2 separate regions of the Homo sapiens genome follow, and region 2 is linked to region 1. A link is an interaction called in ENCODE POLR2A ChIA-PET data of the cell type or tissue named here. Cell type or tissue: K562. All regions are shown on one strand. Links, peaks and the distances in the headings refer to the core of each region. The heading gives the core; the rest is flanking DNA. Region 1 overlaps MAPKAP1 (MAPK associated protein 1). Region 2 overlaps MAPKAP1 (MAPK associated protein 1).

What was found. ChIA-PET counts read pairs that join two places held together with the same protein. Peaks named below come from ENCODE experiments on the same cell type or tissue, not always from the same donor. Only the 100,000 strongest peaks of a DNase experiment are listed, where the experiment ranks them.
Region 2: POLR2A ChIA-PET joins it to region 1 with 5 read pairs; 3 of 35 experiments call an interaction of 5 or more read pairs at or near these places.

The regions. Positions count from the first base shown.
Region 1 is chr9:125,495,254-125,505,757 of GRCh38, forward strand. The region is part of intron 8 of MAPKAP1 (MAPK associated protein 1); the gene reads right to left. Among named protein-coding and RNA genes, the nearest start is that of MAPKAP1, 210 kb to the right of the region's middle. RefSeq lists enhancers at 1-546, 9,462-9,521, 9,562-9,621. In K562, for the core only: no CTCF peak of the experiment used is centred there; no DNase peak of the experiment used is centred there.
Region 2 is chr9:125,432,082-125,442,585 of GRCh38, forward strand. It overlaps MAPKAP1 (MAPK associated protein 1), which reads right to left. Exons shown (of 12, transcript NM_001006617.3): 12 at 5,313-6,931. The coding sequence ends at 6,806. It overlaps LOC112268055 (a long non-coding RNA gene), which reads left to right. Exons shown (of 3, transcript XR_002956935.2): 3 at 4,349-4,766. Among named protein-coding and RNA genes, the nearest start is that of GAPVD1, 180 kb to the left of the region's middle. RefSeq lists an enhancer at 1-431. In K562, for the core only: no CTCF peak of the experiment used is centred there; a DNase peak (open chromatin) is centred at 4,835.

The sequences.
Region 1 (10,504 bases), core at 349-2,848:
TATCCGCTGGAAGAATCCCACCTCCCATTCAGAGTCACTGCAGAAATGTCACCTGATGCATTACCAAACCATTAGTCAGGACCTTCAGGGCGAATTCTGGGGCCAGGAGCCTATCAGAGGGATGCAAATCTCCATGCCCTCACTTAGAGCCCAGACAGGGTTTGTGGCTCATCAAACATGCTTCCTTACTGCTCTAATGTACCAGTGTATCGCTTAATGAAAGTTCTTAATTGTAATTCAATTAATTACATACACAGAGTCCCCAATTACATTTTCCAATAAGACATTGGCTGTGGTACAGGTCTAAATGCACTTAAACCAATTTTAATATATTAAGACCAATTTCCCTTGAATACTAATTACTACCTAATGATAAAACGGAAACGGGGGAACTTTTAGAGAAAGAAGAGAGTGAAAAATGCAAATCATGTGGAAGTTCTCAGCCCACACAGCACAATTCAGACACTCATTACTGAAAAGTAGCTGTGGACAAGGCACAAGTTTGCTTCAAGACAGGTCAGCACAGCTTTTTGCCCCAGGTGTCAGCTACCCTTGGTGCTGGCCAATGCCCAAAGGGGCCTGTGGGAAGTCTAAGGGGCTAGAGGGAAAGAAAACAGGAATCACAGGGAGGGAAAGGGTCACCACACACATGCTCAGACAAGCTATGGTGTCTGTGACAGTTGGTTGGCCTCTGAGTCTCAGGCAGACACACTCAGTAATGGTGAACGCTTGTATAGTGCACTGCAGTTCACTATGGGCTTTTACTGTACACAATCTCACTGACTTGTTTCAATGGTTTAAGCCTCACAACGCTTTACAGGGTAGGGAATACCATCACATTTTGCAGCAGGGGAAATGAGGCCCACAAAGAAGGAGGACTTGTACAAGGTTACACAGTGGTGCCAAATATCCTGCCTTTATAGTGCGAACCAGTCCACATTAACCAGAGAGGAAGACAAGGACTCACAGGTATGTGGCGAATAATGTTTCTGTTTCATTTAAATTCTAATAGCGTGCAGCAAACAGGGAGCTATTATGCAATATCGACTTGGATAAAAATCCTCACCCTACAGAAAATTCCTTACAGTGAACACCTCCCCGCTAAAGCCAGACAGGTTAACTGGCTTTCAGCAATAACAACCTAAAATATGTAAAACGAACATCACAAGTCATTTTCATTTGTAAATAAGAGTTTATTTGCATGATCACATTTTCTTGTGTATTTGAAGAGTGCTGTTGTGGTATAATAAAGGAGGTGCTTAAGTCACATGATAGAAATTGGGGAGATCAGTAATTTGTAACTGAAGGAGGCAGAGCCTCCAGAAGCAGCATGGAACCACCAGGGAGTCTCCAGAGCTGGCACAGAGCACACGCAGGAGGAAGAATCAGCCCGTTATAAATAAGCATCACAAAGAGGGTCGGAAGCACACCAGGATAAAGCTGACTTTCATCCTCTTTCTACAGCTGCTTCTTCCCTCTCTCCGTTTCTATTTTGTAGTGGTGGTGGTAGTCCAACAAAGAAACCCCTACACTTAAAGACGCTTATTCAAACCCAAGTTCTCCTTAAAAGCCATCTTGTACTTGGTCCAGTGAGAAGCCTGGAGATGTGAGGGGCTCAGGAGGCTCACTCTATCAGGGGGAAAGAGCCAGGCCTGGCCACAGACACCAGGATGCAGAGGGGACTCAGACTGGGTTCCTCTCCAGTGTGAGGGGTGGTCACAGTCTAGTGTGGGACTTGGCAAATCCATTCAGGGGAATCAGTGATCAGAGAGGAGTAAAGGTAGGAACTGTAACGAGCCCATGGAGGGGCAGCCAGGTAATCTGGGCAGCTCCTAGGAGTTGCCTCCTCTCCTGGGGCCTCAGGGGGAAAATTAAGAAGGTAAATGAGGGCTCTCAGACTAAGACCTCTGGATGTTCTTCCTTCCCATAGTCCACCCTCCTGCATGACTACCCACCTGGTGAGTTGAGGCCCTTCCTCAGTATAACCTTAAAATTAGGAAATGAGAATTTCATTAAGTGCTGAAATAATGGATGAACTTAAACATTCTGTGAATCTCCTTCAAAAGGAAAGATCAAAGGAAGCTGAATTAATGTTTACAGAGCAACTGAAGTCTCTCTCTACACCACCTTCTATTTAGGAAATACAATAATTAGATTCAGCTCTTTCACCAGACTTAATGAATAAAAGACAGTTTTCCAGGCCTCTCATTATTGTTCATGTGATATTAGCAAATCACTTCACCCCTCAGTTTCCTCTTCTATAAAACAAGGATGATGACTACATGGCCTAAAATGTTGTTATAATAAGAGCACTTATATCTCATTCAATTCTCACCAAATCCTTGTGAAATAGATTCATTCACCTCCATTTACACATGAAATCAGAGATGACATAATTTGTCCACTGTCACAGGCTGCAAGTGGTTCACCCAAGGTCTGCCTGATTCTAATGACTGTGCTTTAAGCACTGTGAATGACAGACTAGTCAGGGATAAAACAGAAAGATGGTGTCTGACACTTTGTTAGTATTCCATAAAGCCAGTTTAATTTCAGGCTTATATTGGCCCTGATGATGGGAAATTCCACTTTCTCTCTTAAAGCTGTGGAAAGAATAAGTTGGTTCAAGCGGCACCTTTCTTCTAAGGACCTGCATGGACTACCTCCACATGGTTGGTGGGAAAGGTCACTGGCAACATTTGGCAGACAAGGGAATTGAGGCTCAGTTTGGTGCCAGGATGTATATAGAAGCTTGGACAAGAATGGAAGTCTTGTAATGTTACATCCTCCCCATAATGTACTTGGGCTTCCTTCTGGTATGATTCCAGCTTCTAGCAGGCATTTGGCTGAAGGATGTAGTAGATTATCCGACAAGAATCCAAACTGGAAAGCTCAAGGACTTTGGCTTGTCATTTTCTTATTTAGGCCAAGATCCAAGCACAAATGTTAGCTCTCAGTACCTAGGCAGAAACTCTTGTCATATCTGCTTCATCTGTAAGCTTCTCTCTCATAGCATATAAAGACAATTGTAATAGCCATTCTTAGGACTGAAAATTCAGGTTGTTTTATCAACAATCTCAGGGTCGACTCTGGAATCAGACATCTGACTTAAAATTTTGGTCTTATCACTTACTGGCTGGATAACTTCGAGCAAGTCACAACCTCTCTTCACAATGAGAACAATATCTTGTAGGGTAGCCATGAAAATTGAAAGATAAAGCATTTGCAAAATGTCTAGCACAATGCCTTACAATAGTAGGCCCAAATACGTAATTTTTAAAAACACCCTTTTCTGCAGGACTAGGTATGATGGAAAGAAAAATAAATAAATAAAAAAGAAATAACAAAAAACATTCATTGACGTGGTTGATATAAAATATTATGCCACATTCCTCCTTGAAAGAAAAACTGAAAGGCTTCTATCCACCCTTATGGCAAACAGACTTCTCAAACAAATGGTTTTATTTATAAAGCGTATATCCATTCTGGGACACCAAAAAATATTTGCTGGGAGGTACGCTGCTTCTAAGTTCTCTGGTCCTAGGACACAGACTTACAGACCTGCCCCCTCCCCACTCTCCTTCCCTTTCCATTCTGGGTCACCCCCTTCTAGCCAACATACATCTCCTCGAGGGCTCTGCCAGGTCTATGACTCCAAACCTCGACACCTGTGCCCCATCTGCTCTACCAGCCACAGAATGCTGCTTTTCCATTATTTATTAATTACAGTTAACATTTATTGAGTACTTATTATGTGCTGTTCTACGAGCTGTATGATTATTAGAGCTTACTGAATCCTATCAATCTTATGAGGGCAGATAAACTACCCAAGAAAGGTTAAGTAAATGGCCCAAGGTCACACAGCTAGTAAGTGGCAAGGCCAGGATGTGAACTGAGACAGTTCATTGACAGCACATTCTCTTTAAGGACTGCGTAATACATGATCAGAATTTAGTCCACATCTACAATGGCTTTAAGGATAGGGAGGCTGTTCTAATCAAACATAGTAACAGAAATGAAAATAATTCTGCTTTTGGAATGTTTTTCTTTGCCTCAATCCACCTTCTTAATAGGCAGCTAGTGGAAAACAATGTAATTCTTAGTTGGAATTCCTACTTAAAAAATCCTTTTAAAAGCCTTTAAAATAATAAATTGTTTTCATAATTTACTTCCATTTTACAAAGACTAGTTATGATTCCATTGATTGTGATCTTTGTAAGTGCTGGTAGGGCTTCATTTATTAACACAGTGATTTTGACTCAGAGCGTCAAAAAGTGATGGGAAGTATCTTGCAAATCCTTTAAGATGAGGATGCTGAGGCTCAGAGAGATCACATAACTGAATTAAGACCATGTTCATGTTCGGAAGTAGAGTGGGAACTAGAGCCCAGATTTCAAGGCTTTATTCACCAACCCTCACAGCTTCTCTTTCCTAATATTAGAAAACTGGGCTTATCTTTTTTCAGAAAAACTAATTTGTGGCTGGGTTTAGTGGTTCACTCCGGTAATCCCAGTATTATGGGAGGCAGAAGCAAGCCTGGGCAACATAGCAAGACACCATCTCTACAAAAAGAAAATTAAAAAAAAACTAGCCAGGTGTGGTAGTGTGTGCCCGTAATCATGGCTACTTGGGAGGCTTAGGTGGGAGAACTGCTTGAGCCAGGGAGGTCAAGGCTGCAGTGAGCTGTGATCTCACCACTGCACTCCAGCCTGGGTGACAGAATGAGACTCTTTCAAAAACAAACAAAAAAATTAATTTGAAAGCACAATATACTGTGGAATACTGCATAGTAGTTAAAAAGAAATTGGTGAATTTATATGTGGAACAATATGAGTATTAATGTGGAAGAATCTCTATAATATACTGTTAAAATGATAAAAATGCAGAACACTAATGTTTGTTATCATTTGTGTTTTTATTTTTATTTTTTGAGATGGAGTCTCGCTCTGTGGCCCAGGCTGGAGTCTCACTCTGTCACCCAGGATGGAGTGCAGTGGCGTGATCTTGGCTCACTGCAAGCTCTGCCTCCCGGGTTCACGCCATTCTCCTGCCTCAGCCTCCCGAGTAGCTGGGACTACAGGTGCCTGCCACCATCCCTGGCTTTTTTTTTTTTTTTGTATTTTTAGTAGAGATGGGGTTTCACCGTGTTAGCCAGGATGGTCTCGATCTCCTGACCTCGTGATCCACCCACCTTGGCCTCCCAAAGTGCTGGGATTACAGGCATGAGCCATCACGCCGGCCCCCATTTGTGTTTTTAAAAAAGGGAGGAATACAAATGTGTGTGTATAGGTATGAGTGTGCTTGTGTGTACACACACCTATGATACATACATGCATATACAAAATGTGCTTGCATATACATAGATGATCCCTGGAAAGATATGGAAGAAACCAGGAACAATTATTGTCTCTGGAAGGGGAATTAGGGGATGGAAGAAGAGAGACTTCATTTTCACTACAGACACTTTAGTTACCTGAAATTTTTTTTACATGTATAAGTATTACATATCCAAGAAATTTACCAAGATTCTAATAAACACCACTTTATTTGTATAACAAGGAATCAACATTTTGAAACAGAATCCACTATAAAGTTCCTACCTATGAATTAGTTCCTCAAGTATGTTTAAGATGACAGACTTTAAAGAATGAAAAAAAATGACAGGGGCGGAGGGAGGGATTGTTCATTTCTACGGGGTAAAAATTCCGATAAGCAAGTCACATAGGAGTGTATTGGTGTAACTTTTCCTTTGGCTCACTATGGTATGGTACTAGATATGGTATGAAATTTCAAATGTCACAAGGATTGTTACACTAAGACATTGTCTCACTATACGATCTTTATCTATGTAGACTTGCCCTTATTTCTTGTTTGCTTTTCCTTCTTAGAAAGTCATGCATGCTCACCTTAGAAACTCTGGAACGAACAAATATAAACACGAAGGAAAATGAATTACCCAGAATCTTGTCAACCAGAGACAACCACTATTAACATTTTCTTTCCAGTTTTACTTTTTGTTTGTTTTTACATAGTTGGGATTCATCTATTTGTCTTGACATTTTTTCCCTTAACATTACATCACAGTTAAACCAAATGTGCACTGCTAGAATAAACCCAACTTCGTAATGTTATATTGTTCTTTCAACATAATGTTAGATTCACTTTATTAATATTTTGTTTAGGATTTTTGCATCTATATTTTTCAAACTGGCCTGAAAATTTTCTGTCTTGTATGGTCTTTACTGAGTTTGGTACCAAGATTATGATAGCCTCTTAAAACAAATTGGAGGTTATAACCTTTTTCTATTCTCTGCAACAGTGGATATAGGATTGGAGTTATTTTTTTCTTAAGTTTTTGGTAGAAACTAGCCAGTGAAGTCATGTGGGTTTGGATTTTCTTTGTAGGAAGGTTCCTAATTACTAATTAGCTTTTCAAAATAGTTATGAGAATATTCAGGTTTTCTATTTCTTCCTGTGTCAATTTTGTTGTCTTTTTCTATAAATTTGTTCATCTATAATTTTAATATTTTTGGTATAATTTTTTTCAAAATAATCTTGTATTTATTTACAAGACAGGATCTTAATGTTTAATGACAGGATCTACAGTGTACCTCCTTTTCATTCCTACTACTATCTGTGTTTCTCTTCCTTGTTTTTGTCCATTTCATTGGAAGTGTATCGATTTTGTTGGCCTTTTCAAAGAACCAACTCTTGATTCTGATGTTTCTGAATTTCTATTTCATTAATTTCTATTCTTCTCTTTATTGCTTCTTTTATTCGTTTCAGGTTTTTCTATTTTTCAATTTCTTGAGCTGAATGCTTAGCTCATTACTATTCAGCCTTTCTTCTTCTTTTTTTTTTTTCTGTTTGAGACAGAGTCTCACTCTGTTGCCCAGGCTGGAGTGTAGTGGCATGATCTCAGCTCACTGCAACCTCCACCTCCCAGGTTCAAGCGATCCCCCTGCCTCAGCCCCCCTAGCAGCTGGGATTACAGGCACTTACCACCATGCCTGGCTAATTTTTAAATTTTTAGTAGAGATGGGGTTTCACCATTTTGGCCAGGCTGGTCTCGAACTCCTGACCTCAGGTGATCCACCGGCTCGGCCTCCCAAAGTGCTGGGATTACAGGCGTGAGCCACCGTGCCCTGCTCAGCCTTTCTTCTTTTGTGATATTTGAATTAGAGGGCTGTAAAACTTCCTTCAAATACCATTTTAGTTATATCCTCAAATTTTAATGTCAAATTTTCATTATCTTTCAGTCAAAATACTTTCTAATTTCTATTATTATTTCTTTATTAAACCATGGGTTCAGAAACCTGTTTCTCAATTTCCAAACATATGCAGATCTTCTAGTTGTCTTGTTTTTTCCTAGCCTAATTTCACTGTGATCAGAGGATGTATCACATATGATTTCAATCTTTTGATATGTAAGATTTACTTTATTGCTTAGCATATGGTCAATATTGGTAAATGTTCATGTGTGATTGCAAGAAATACGTATCTGCAGTTGTAGGGTAAAATATTCTCTGTACCGCCTGTCCATGAGGTTAAGTTTAACTGTTGTTTTAAGTTTTCTCTATTATACATTTTTAAAAAATGTATTTGCTGTTTCAATTACTGAGAGTTAAAACCTCCCTCCATGATTGGAGACCTGTATATTTTTCTTAGTAATTCTTCAGTTTTGTATTATATATTTTGAGCATATAGGTTTAGAACTGTTAAATCTTCCAAGTAAACTGAACCTTTCATCATTATGAAGTAATGGTTTTTATATCTAAAAACGTATTCTGCCTCATGTTAATATGGCTACACCAGATTTCAGTTGCTATTTGCATAGAACATCTTTCTCCATCCTTTTACTTCAAACTTTCAGTACCCTTGTTTTAGGTATTTGAGAAAAACCCATCCTAACCATCTTACAGATGACAACAACTACTACTACTAAAGCCTTTAGTTCATTTACTGATATATCTGGGTTTAAATCTATTATCTTACTACATGTTTTCTATTTAACCTCCTTTTGGGCTTTCTACCCCTGGCAAACCCTGGACTTCTTTTGTCTCCTTTCCTCTAAAGGCTATCCACAACCCAGCTCAACCTTTAGGCTGCACTGCCAGACAGGCAGATAATGTCCGGGCAAAAGCGCTCGTAGGCGTTGATCTCTTTTGTTTCAACCTTTTCCCAGACATGGCCATTGATTCTTTTCTATCTTGTGCTCTTTGATGACTTTAGGATGACCATTTGTTTAATCAGCTTTTTAAGTTACCTTCAGTGGAAGAGTTGGTTCAAATTACTTAGTCTGCCTTTACTAGAAAGGTAAAACCCTGCATAATTTTCCAATATAGGGATATAAGTTATCTGACTACTCTTCCAATGTTAAATATTAGAAATAATGTTGTTAAAACACTGTACATAAATCTTTCTTGCATTTTAGATCCTTTTCTCTTTAAGATAATTTCTTTTTTCTTTCTTTCTTTTTTTTTTGAGACGGAATCTCACTCTGTCACCCAGGCTGGAGTGCAGTGGCACGATCTGAGCTCACTGCAACCTCTGCCTCTCAGGCCCAAGCGATTCTCGTGCCTCAGCCTCCCGAGTAGCTGGGATTATAGGCACCCGCCACCACGCTTGGCTTTTTTTTTTTTTTTTTTTTTTTTTTTTGTATTTTTGGTAGAGACGGGGGTTTGCCATGTTGGCCAGGCTGGTCTCGAACTCCTGACCTCAGGTAAACCACTCACCTCAGCCTCCCAAAGTGCTGGGATTACAGGCAAGAGCCACCCTGCCCAGCCTCCTTAAGATAATTTCCAAAAACAGATTTACTGGAGAAAACATTTTTAGGTCTTTCGATATTTACAGCTATATTATACTGTTATACTACAGACCCCAATGTTTGAGTATGCCTATTTCTCCATATTCTCTCCAGCAATGAGGACTCCCTTTGAAACACCTGGCTTATTTTATATGTGGCTCTAAAATGTTTGTATTTTACAATGTTGATAAGGATAAATATTTTCACAAATGTTTACTACTCATTTGATTTTTTGGACCATTTGGGAATCAGTGATTTTTATTTCTATGTGTATTCACAAAAGGTACTTATAACTGGTTGCAGACTGTGGGGACAGTAACCTTCTGCCTTTGAGAATTTGCTACCAAATGCCAAAAGCATATTTCACCTTCCTGGTGAATTTTGTGCATGCTCGGCGGAAGAGGCTGTCTGGGGCCCTAGTCAAAGAGTAGCATCCTAGGCCGGTGTGGTGGTTCACACCTGTAATCCCAGCACTTTGGGAGGCCAAGATGGATGGATCACTTGAGGCCAGGAGTTCAAGAGCAGTCTGGCCAACATAGCAAAACTCCACCTCTACTAAAAATAAAAAATAAAAATAAAAATAAAAATTAGCCAGGGGTGGTGGTGCATGCCTGTAATCCCAGTTACTTGGGAGGCTGACACATGAGAATTGCTTGAACCCAGAAAGTGTAGGTTGCAGTGAGCCTAGATCACACTACCGAACTCCAGCCTGGGTGACAGAGCAAGACTCTGTCTCAAAAAAACCCCAAAACCAAACCAAAACCAAAACCAAAAACATCCAAAGAGTAGCAGCCTGATCTTGTTTAGAGGGTCAGTGGCATGAGTAAAGATCTACCATTCATTCACTCATTCAATCTATATTTACTGAGATCCTGTAGCACATAGTCTACAGCAGATCTATATGAAGGGCAACTTGGTATGGGCCAGGGTCATCCTCACAGACCTGATAATCTAGCAGGGAAGAGAGATATTAAACAATCACTGAGAAAAGTATGTAATTCTAAATACAGGCTGGCTGCAGTGGCTCACATCTATAATCCCAACATTTTGGGAAGCCAAGGTAGAAGGATTGCTTGAGACCAAGAGTTTGAACCGCCGGGCGCGGTGGCTCACGCCTGTAATCCCAGCACTTTGGGAGGCTGAGGCGGGCGGATCACCACGTCAGGAGATAGAGACCATAGAAACGGTGAAACCCAGTCTCTACTAAAAATACAAAAAATTAGCCGGACATGGCAGCATGTGCCTATAGTCCCAGCTACTCGGGAGGCTGAGGCAGGAGAATCGCTTGAACCTGGGAGGTGGAGGTTGCAGTGAGCTGAGATTGCACCACTGCACTCCAGCCTGGGTGACAGAGCGAGACTCCGTCTCAAAAAAAAAAGAGTTTGAGACCAGCCTGGCCAATGCAGCAAGACTCCATCTCTAAAAAATAATAAATAAATGAATAGATAGAAACACACGCGACGGAGAAAAAGTAGTATGCGGTATGGCAGAATATAACGAGGGACTCAAACGAGAGGTGGATCAGGTTTAAGCAATGGGGGACAGGAAGATCCTGGTGGCCTTTCTGAAGACAGGACATTTAAACTGAGACAAAGAATGAGAAAGAGTTATTAACCAGAATGGGGGAAGGAGCATTCCAGGTGGAAGAAATAGCCTGTGTAAAAGCCTCGAAGCAGGAATGACTACAGACAGTCTGCTGCC
Region 2 (10,504 bases), core at 3,716-6,215, 60 kb before region 1:
CCATTTTGGGCAAGGAGACCGGCATGGATAAGCATGACAAAGTCACCTGCCAGCAAGTGGCAGCACTAGGATCTGAGCCCAGCCCGTGCAACTGCAGCGCCCCTGTCCCTGGCCCTTCAGCCATCTGGGCGTCTCCCAGCCTGGGCTCTGCAGCAGATCCTCGGGTCCCCCAGGGATGCCACCAATCATAGCCACGTTTCCCAGCAGGAAAACCAAGACATTTGACATCTCCCCAGGATTCCAGCGTTTGTCCTGAAGAGTAACTCTCAAGATGAGGTGGGCGTGGTGGTTTAGGGTAACCTTGCTTCTAGAACTTTCCCTCATAATTTACAGCCTCCCCCAGCCCTTTTCTGCAATGCACATCAGCTAAGCCCTTAAAATAGTCAAGGGCTTGAAGAACGCTAACAATTTAATGTATGTTAAAAGGGTATTAAATTCTAAACTAAAATTTACATGGAAATATGACATTAAAATATTTTTAGCTTTCAGGAAGCTGGGGGCTGGAATGCTGTAATACAGACAAATTTTATCATTTTAGAAAGAATTAGCCTCAGTTTTTCTTACATTCATGGAGTTAATGCATAAAGATGTGCCTCCTGCCTGGGGCTACTATGTGGAGGCAGGAAGGGGTAGGGAGGGGAGAGCCAGCAGTGGGGCCCTTAGAGGGAGGGCATAGGCCTTACGTGGGCCCCAGAGCTTCCCTGGAGGGCTGGGGCTGCCCCAAGGCCCGAGGTCCTGCGACCAGTATGTTTGGGGTGAGGGCCTGGGTTTCCCTAGTGCGTGCCAGGCCCATGCGCTTTATCTCATTTACTTCCCATGCAACTCCCTGGAGGTGGGATTCTCTCCCAGTTGCGCAGATGAGAAAATGGCTCAGAGAGGTTGAGTCATGGGTCTGCGGTCACACAGCACAGAGGTGGATGGATTTTCATTCCTTCTCCAGACCCTCAGCTCAGTCATCAGTCTCGGTGCTGTTTGAACATCCACTGCCCATCTCCTGGGAGTCTGGGGGGATCCGGCTCCCAAGATGGGGGCAGGTGGGGAGTGGCACAAAGCAGACAGTGAGAGGCTCTGGGGTGAGACTCTGGGCTCCTCTACCTGCCAGCTGCGAGCCCATGACCCAGAGGGTGACGAGCCCATCTGCAAAGCCCTCAAATGCCAGAGGTCAGGGGTCAGGGAGGCCGTGGGACTTGGTGGTCACAGCAGGGGGTGCTGATTGAGCGACTGCCCCAAGGAATCCCCAATGAGAGGAGCCTCTTACTATCTCCACTTTACAGATAGGGAAACTGAGGCTCAGAGCGATTAAAGACAGTCAGGCTAGCCAACACCAGTCAGGCTAGCCAAGGGGAGGGCCAGGATCCCTACCCCACGCTATGTGGCTTTAGGGCATCGCTGTGTCCTGGTGGCCTCTGGAGCCCCCAGACCTCCTGGGTGGTGGCTGCCAAGAGGCCCAGTGGGCAGCCCTTTCCAGCCCGGCTGCAGGCACCGATGCTGGGGCAGCAGAGGGGCTCAGGCAGGTGGCTCCAGCCCCAGGAGAAATCCAGCCAGGGCAGGGGGGCCGGCGTGGGCGGAAATGACCACTCACTGCCTGGTGGGCACCCCCTGGCCGCCACACCTCTGGGAGGTCACTCATTGGCAGTTAAAAATCTATTGTGACTTGTCAGAAAAATGAATAAATGGGCACATTATTTTTTCATTCCAGACCTCAGCATCTGTTTGTCTAATCAGGAAGGAGAGTGGGGAAGTCGGCCAGGGCTGCCACGCACGTTTTATGCAAGTTTTCCTCTGTCAGAGGAGTTTAAATGGGTAATGAACAGGCTGTGGTGATTTGAAATATAATCCCATTATGCTGACGAGATTACCGGGCTTCGAGACTTCACAAATCACTCTTATGGCTGTTATCGAGTACAGGGAACACCGCCCTGTTGGGATTTTGCATTTAGGCAGAGGTGTTTGGTGGGAACACAACGCGACGGGTTTAACTCTTTCCTTCTCCCTGGCTGCTTTCCAAATAGCAGGGGCCTCTGAAAGGGGCTTCTGTGGAGCCTTCAGAATCCAGGGTGTTTGGGCCCCAAGGGCCAAGACAGAGGCCCAGAGAGGCTGGGGGACGGCTGGGTGGGGTGGGAGGCCAGAGAGCAGGACCCTGGGCCAGCTCCACCACTTTCCAATGGCCTGGCCTCAGTTTCCTCATCTGTAAAATGGGAATTAGGTGGGCATGAGAATAATGGAGAAAACAGTTAATTCATAACTAACACGAGCTGCTCAATAGCAGGTGGGAGGCGGGTGCTGATGAAAGAATAGAAAGTCCTAACGAGCGGCCGCGCACGGTGGCTCACGCCTGTAATCCCAGCACTTTGGGAGGCCAAGGCGGGTGCATCACGAGATCAAGAGATCGAGACCAGCCTGGCCAACATGGTGAAACCCCGTCTCTACTAAAAATACAAAAATTAGCTGGGCGTGGTGGTGGGCGCCTGTAGTCCCAGCTACTCGGGAGGCTGAGGCAGGAGAATCACTTGAATCTGGGAGGCAGAGCTTGCAGTGAGCTGAGATTGTGCCACTGCACTCTAGCCTGGGCGACAGAGCGAGACTCCGTCTCACAAAAAAAAAAAAAAAAAAAAAAAGAAGTCCTAACATGCTCGTTTGTCATGTGGGGGGTGTCACTGAGGCCACACGCAGCAGCATTTTAGGGGCAGGCAGATGGGTGTTTTCATTTCAACAGTTATTTCATGTGCATCAGAACACACATGCAGCACACCAACCCCATGGCTTCATGGCTGTTCTTGCTTAGGATGGTTAAGGCACAGAATCACGTTAGCCTGCATCGTAAAGGGAAAATAATAAATCATAGATGAGGAGCCACCTCGGGACGGGGAGCCTGTGAACAGTGATGTTGGGGAGCATGGAGTCACCTCTTGGTGGCAGACATTACAACTGTTTCCCAAACATCTGTGCCCTTCAATGCCCGGGCGGTGATGCTGCCTGTCCTCTTGGAGTAGGTGGCACCATGCGGTGGGTTCTGGCCAATGGGATGTGCGTGGGAATGAGAGGTGCCTGTGTCTCTTTCCAGCCTTAGCATTTTGCCATTGCTGCCCCATTCTCTGGCCCTCCTGCCCCGGTCCCAGTCTTTGTGGAAGCCCCCAGAGGTCGTGGGGACCCACAGCTGGCTTCGTGTGGAGGGAGTGAGCTTATGCTCTGTGAAGCTGCAGCACAGCCTGGCAGGGCCTGGCCAGGAACTTCACCCCGCCCTCACCATGTCCCTCTGAAGGAGCTGGTACTGTCTCCCTTTAACAGAAGAAGAAACTGAGGCTCAGGGAAGTAGAGTAACTCACCCAAGGCCACTGGGAGACAGCGCTGGTGCCCCATCCTCCTGGCCTTGGCTTAATAACCCATCTTGTCACAGGCGTCTTGGAGCTCCAGGAGGGGAAGGGGCTTGTTCAAGTCGGAGGGTGTGCAGAGGTCCATGAAGAAGCTGGGAGGGGCCCCCTTCAGCAGGTGGGTAAGGGTCCTATGTGAGTGTCCCCAGCCCCCACCAGCCCACCCAGGCTACGCCTCATACCTCAGGCCTTTGCCCACTGCCCTATCCTGCCTCCCTGGCACCTTCCAAGTGCACGTGGGCCACCCGCATGCAGTTCACAGTGGTGTGGCCGGAGGGCCACTCACCCCCACCTCTTGGCCTGTCTTGATGGCCGGGTTTGATCTTCGCTCGCCTCTACCCCCGATGTTCTGCAGTCCCTGATCTGGGGAAGTGAGGGGCCCTAAGAAGCAGCTGGCAGGTATTCAGGAACATGTTGGGGTGGGGATCACCTCCCAGCCTCTTAATCCACGCAGAGAAGACAGAGAGACATCCCTGTGGTCCCCACACAGCTGAGGAACAACTGAGGCGTGGTGCACTTTGGTCCTGGGGGCCTGGATAGGAAGTGTCTGGAGGCAGCTGCCAGCTCAGGGCCAGGGCCAGGAATGCGCTGTGCAGAGGCTGGGGATGCAGGGCTACAGGCTGGGCCTGGGCCTCAGAGGTGGGGGCGAGTATGGCCCAAAGCAGGCAGGGCCTGGTAAGAATGACCAAACTGGCCAACAAGGGAAAGCTCTGAGTTGAGCAGCAGTGAGCGCTCCACTGCCAGAGGTATGCAGGCAGAGGCCGAAGACTCTGGGCTGGAAGTATCTCTGGGCTGGGCTAGACCAGCTCACAGCATTCTCAGCTCTTAGGACCTTCCCTCAGAAGCAGAGAGGCTCTGGCAAAGTTTGGCAAACAGAAACCACTGGAAGCAAGGCTGGGCTCCCACGATGCTGAGACATTTAGGACATGCTTCAGAAGGGTCTGTGGGGTCCTCTAATCCAGCACCTTCATTTTCAGCTTAGGAAAACGAGGGCCCAAGAGGCAGGAACCAGCTTGGAGCCACACGGCTGCCACCTGTGGAGGGCAGAGCCCAGTGGTTAAGAGCAGGGCTACCGTGTCCGCCAGTCATTCATGGTGAGTCTGGGGCCAGTGAAGTGGCCCTTCCGGTTCCTGACCCCTGCAATGGAGGTGGTGACGGGACCTGACGGAGGCTGCCTGTGCGGGTTTCGTTACTGCATGTTTACAGACGGCAGCGCACAGCGGGCCCTTGGAAGAGGAGGGTGGCTCCCAGGGGCCAGCAAGGCCAGGGCTCCCGGGACCCACTACCCAGGCCTGCCAGGCAGCCCACACCTTGCAAGTCCTCCACCGAGTTCAGAGGCCCAGTCGTGAATTATCATCAACACTGACTTTTCACATCGTCTTGGGCAGGGGCCACGCCAGGGCCAGGTCAGGAGACCTGGTGGAAAGCAGAAGTGGGGCCCATCAGTCACTTCCGTTATCTCGGGTGTGCCGAGCTCCTCCTGCCTTTGCCCAGCCCGTGCCGGGGAGACTGTGAGATGCCTGTGTCCTACAGCTCACGGTCCTGTCTTTAGAGATCTAGGTATAGGGTGGGGGAGAGGGGCTCAGGGAAAGCTGAATGCAGAGTCTTGATCCGTGCTGGGCCTGGGCGGTGGCTGCTGTGTTCCCTTTCCACTGTTCCTTCACCTGGACACATGTGTTTATGTAAACTGAGAGTGTTGCATTTCACAGTAAGAGAAGGGTGTTGATTTTGTGGCTGAAGGAGGTGATGACTTTGGTGTCACCCCTGAGTGAAGAGGGCCAGCCTGTCGTGCTTAGCACCAAAGAGGCCCCGGTGCATTTCAGAGATGTTGCTTCCTCGTCAACTGCTGGCAAATGCCACCACCCAGGAGGCTCATGGCAGAGTCATGGTTTTCGGCATCACATACTCCAGACTTCAGAAACTCAACACAATATGCAAAAGTGTGTATTTATATGACTTTTATTTTAATATCATTTTAATATCGAATATGTCACAAGATTTAATGACCAAATTAGTCATTTACATTTTTCAAAGTATCTAAATATAAAATTGCTAAAAATTCAAATACAGATAGCAAGCTACAAATATTTCTTTTGTTTTTGGGTGGGGGGTAGGAATGGAAGACATTAGAAAAGGACGCTCCTGTTGGCTGAACAAAGATCAGAATGAAAGAAGAATTCATCAGCATGACCCCTTGTGCAAAGAAATACACTCAGCTTTAAGATGCTGTTTTAGACACATCTCTTCCTGTACAACAATTTAAAAAATGTTTCTAATGCAGGTCCTCAGTGAAACACCGGTCCCCGGCCCTGGCTGGGGACAGTAAGGACATCACCGCAGGAGGGACACTGAAGAGGCTGTCGAGGACTGCAGAGGCATCTGGTGTGGCCAGAGGCGTGGTGTCAGGGGCATCTGATCCCTTGCCTGTTCCCACCCAGGGAGCCGGACGGCACGGACACAGGTCTCCCTCCGCTCACCCCTCTCCCTGAAACGTGAGAAACAGCAGCTTTCCGCCTGCTTGAAAAAGGAGGCAGGCGCTGTAAGGAGAAGAGGAATGGGGAATGTGGCCCCTTCCAAGGCAGCGAAGCAGAGAACATGCAGGTGGAACTGCCAGCTGAAACCTACACTTGCTACTTAAGAAACGGAAAGACCATGTCTGGCTGGGAGTGCAGCGTGCCTGAGGACCAGCCACCGCCCCTCCTCCTGGCACCCCACACTGTCCACGCAGCTCCTGGGCTCTGAGGTCAGAAGCTGGGGTGTGCTGAAGGGGAAAGTGACACGGCCTTGGACACACCACTAGGTCTCTGTTCCTAACTTTTAGTAAGACACTACCCTCGAAGCAAATGCACTCATTTAAACAAATGGCATAGTTAAAACTATTGACTAAGACCTAAACATTTCTTCTGAGAAATCGAACCATAGCTTTTCCAATCTGCCTGTTCAATATGGGAACAGATTTTAAAGAGAGTAACATAATCAATCCTCCGCCCCAAAGAATGGTCCATCATACCAACCATGATAAAGAGTACACCTGTTTATTAAAAGGAAAAACAGAAATGTACATTTTTGTTGTTTGCTTTAAGAAATTTGATCAAGTTGCAAGGAAATGTGTGGGCACGGCTCTGTACATCCTCGGGCAGGGTGGCAGGCATTGAAGGTGGCTGGGCGGCACGTGGCTCCTCTAGGGGGTGGTCTGACCCCCAAGCATCGCTTATCAAAGCCACTGCCAAGCAGACTTCCGTCCCATGGCAATGTCCCCAGCGCTCCCTCCTAGGGGGCCCCCGACACCTTCCCCGAGAGCCCACCTGCCCTGTGCCAGTGAGCCAGGGGCTGGCCTCCCCCCGAGGACTTCAGGACACCGGGTGGACTCTAGGGCACTTGGCCCTGGCAGGCAGGCTCTGAGCTACGGAACAGATTGAGGCTGGAGGCCAGTGTCACTGCTGCCCGGATTTCTTCTCCTTCTGGAAGCTGAAGCTCGTACGTCTGTTCAGTTTTCTTTGTTTTTGAGCAAAGTAGTCAGCCCGGGCAGTGCTAGCTCGCGATTCCAGGATGTAGTTAACCTAGAAACAAGAGCACACAGCCCGGTCACCTTGCCAGCCGCTCCCTACCCACCCAGGGCATCGGAGGGGGTGGCAGGGAAGGCCCTGACCTGGGCCGGGTGCCTCAGGGCCAGGTGCTGTCGTGTGGAAGGAGTCCAGTCATCACAGCAACCTGGCAGCGGCTGGGCCCAGAGCCGCTGCTCTACGATGGGAAAACAGAGGCTTGGAGAAGCCAAGTGGCCAGTCCAGGCTTCCCAGTCAGTGAGCGGCGAGCTCTTCAGGTTCCGGAGCCCATGCTCCCTCCTGGCGTGAGCCACTCCCGGAAGGCTGTGCCCTGGGCTGCCTGGCTATGCCTCCCACCTGCTGTGTGACCTGGACAAGCACATAACCTCTCTGAGCCTGCCTTTCCCTGTGTGAAGGCCGAGAACACAGGGATGAAAAGCAAACCAAGACAGGCTCTCCATCCAGCCTCCCACCAGCCAGGCGCAGAGCTTCCCACCACAGTGCTTCCTTCAGGGCTCATGAGTGCCCAGCCAGGCAGGGCTCACTTGACAAAAAGGAAAGAGGCTCAGAGAGGGAGGCCAAAGTGGCCTAGGCCACGTGGAAGTCAGGGTGAGAGCTGTGAGGGGGCTGAAAGAGCCCTGTGTGAAGGGCGGGGCTGCCTCCTGGGCTCCTCTCAGGCCTTCTGCACGCTGCTGCTTCCACGAAGCCCTGGGAGTCTGCCCGGAGTCGCATGTGCATCTTCCACTCTGTGTAGCAGCTGCACCGCCAGGCGCTTCCCCAGCGCTACAGCGCTGAGACTTGGTCCTGGCCCTGGGGAGCTTGCTGCCTGGTGAGTGGGTGTCCAGCAGCAGAACCAGCACTGCAGCAGGCAAAGAGGAGCATCAAGGAATGGGGCTGAGTATCAGGGAGGTGTGGAGGAGGGAAGGCTTCCAGAGGAAAAGAGTGAGCGGGCTTTTGAGGGATACACAGGAGTTTTTGAGTGCGCAACGGGGAGGAGAGACGCAGCATGCATCAAGGCACAGCAGGGGCACGCCACAAGGGAGTGTCCCTGGAACTGCGAGAGCTTGGCTGGCTTAGTGAAATGAGGTGGTGGGAGCCAGGGAGGGGTGCTACAGTGGGATGCACACGCCCCAGTGCTGAGGACAGCCTGTGCCTGGGCATGGGCGGCAGCAGCAGTGTGAAATCAGTGGTGGCAACTGGCACTGCTCGGAGTGCCTTTCAGCGCTCATGGAATCTTCACAATAATCTTGAGACAGATGCCACTGTCATCCCCATGCACAGGTGAGGAAGTCAAGGCCAATGACAATAATGTCATTTAGTCAAGGTCACAAAGCTAGAAGGTGTCAGGCGCTTGGCAAACACCCCTTCCTGCTCCGCAGCCTCTCACCTCCTCTGCTCCTCTGGCTGGGGCTTTTGGTGAACAGACGCTATTTCTCTTCACCTGCAAGTATCTAAAAGTTTTGACTAGAAGGCTGAATATTTCTGACAAGAGAGGCCAGCCACTGCCTCTGCTGATTCTACTCCGAGGGCCATGTGTCCTGTGCCAGAGGGAGAGGAGCTTCTGCTGACTCCGAGAAGGAACCAGAGGGCTCCCGGGGGAGGCAGCGCGAGATGGCAACGCCTCAGATGGCCGAGGCTTCAACACTGTCCCTCCCAACTTTCTGCTCTGCTGGTTGGAGCAGCAGGCGTTAAAGGCTGGTGCGTGAGTACAGAAGGCCTGACACGCTCTGCCCGCTGCCTCGCCAAGTTACCAGCTGAGAGCAATAAATCATGAGGACCGCAGGGCCAGGTTGATGATTTGGGACAATACAGTGTATGGAAATAAGAGGTTTTATCATTCTTAATACAAGAAATCTTTGGATTATATTGTTTGCACACTCAGCCAACCTAGTGTTTTCAGTGTATTTTTGGCACATATAACTTGACAAAAGCATTTTAAAATGATCCTTAACAAGCCAACTATTTCCCAAATTTATTATCTTCAGTGCTTTGTGATAATCACATAGATAATGTTAATGGAAGATTAATGTAATAATCAAAAGATAAAAACGCCCTTTGCTCTGCCATTAGCTGGTTAATATGCTGTGGCTTAAAACTGGCACAATTTTATGCACTATAGAGTGTTTCATTTTCAACGCATTTTACAGCTTAAGGCATAAAAATATAGGGAGTTTTCATGGTCAATAAAGCCACAGCCTCCATCACTCAATCACGAGAAGAACCTGATTTGAAGAGCCCGACAACTCCTCTGAGATTCATCTCAAAGCCTGTGGAATTAGGGACCACCCATGGCTTAGCTCAGTGACATCTTGATGGGAAGAGGGCGGCTCTGGAGCTTCTCGGGCCAGGTTCAAGTAGAGGCTCCACCCTTGTGTGCTCTGTGACCTTGGGCCTCCATCTCCTCTTCTATAAAATGGGGACAATGTCTACATTCTGGAGGGCGGTCAGGAAGATTAAACAAGATAATGGACATTAGATGTACTGCATGTAGCTGGTGTTCAATAAATGGGAGACGTTCCTATTTCTACAAGCGCAAAAAGCTCGATGGAGGCTTTGTTCATGATTGTTTATTTGACATCAGATTGTGGCTCTTATTTCCTCCCTTCAATTTCCATCTAAGCTCTCATTTTATGTAAAATTCCTGAATTCTAGAACAACAGCATGCATTACTAGAGTCTAAACTGACTCCTCAAGAGCTTCTGATGGCAACAACATTTCTCCCAAGCTCCCGGACACAGGGCTGGGCTTCCGTTGCTTGGTACTGGTGCAAAGCTCACAAAGACACACTCAGGACACTGCAGGAATGGTGGATAAAACTAAGTATTCCAATTGCTATAAAAATCAGAGATGGGGCCGGGCCTGGCGGCTCATGTCTTTAATCTCAGCACTTTGGGAGGCTGAGGTGGGCAGATCACTTGAGGCCAGGAGTTCGAGACCAGCCTGGCCAATGGTGAAACCCCGTTCTCTACTAAAAATAGAAAAAAATTAGCTGGGCTTGGTGGCGGGTGCCTGTAATCCCAGCTACTCGGGAAGCTGAGGCAGGAGAATCACTTGAACCCGGGAGGTGGAGGTTGCAGTGTGCAGAGATCACACGACTACACCCCAGCCTGTGCAACAGAGTGAGACTCTGTCTCAAAAAAAAAAAAAAAAAAAAAAAAAAATCAGAGGTGGGAGAAGTACTATCTCATCTTCCATCAGGCTCATGATCATTAGCTCTAAGTAAATCAGGCCTAGGGTATGCTACAACTCTTCTGGAGTCTTGTGCATGACACAATATTTCTGCAAATATTTTGATATGGAAACAGACACTTTAGGGAAGGTGACAGACCTCACGGATTTTGCAGAGAAGCATCTGCTTCGAGGGAGCATTTGGACCTGTAAAATGATTTCTCTGCACTTGATCTTCCACAGTCTCATACTGAAGTCATAAACCTGTGTTTCTGTCATCAATCTGCTGTTGTGAAAATTATTTTGATGTCAAACATGGGATTATAATTTTACTAGAATCCTTCTCAAGTCTTGAATATTTTAATGCTGGCTATAAAAAAAAAAAAAAAAAGTCCAGCCCCTATCGGGGTAATGGAATATTTC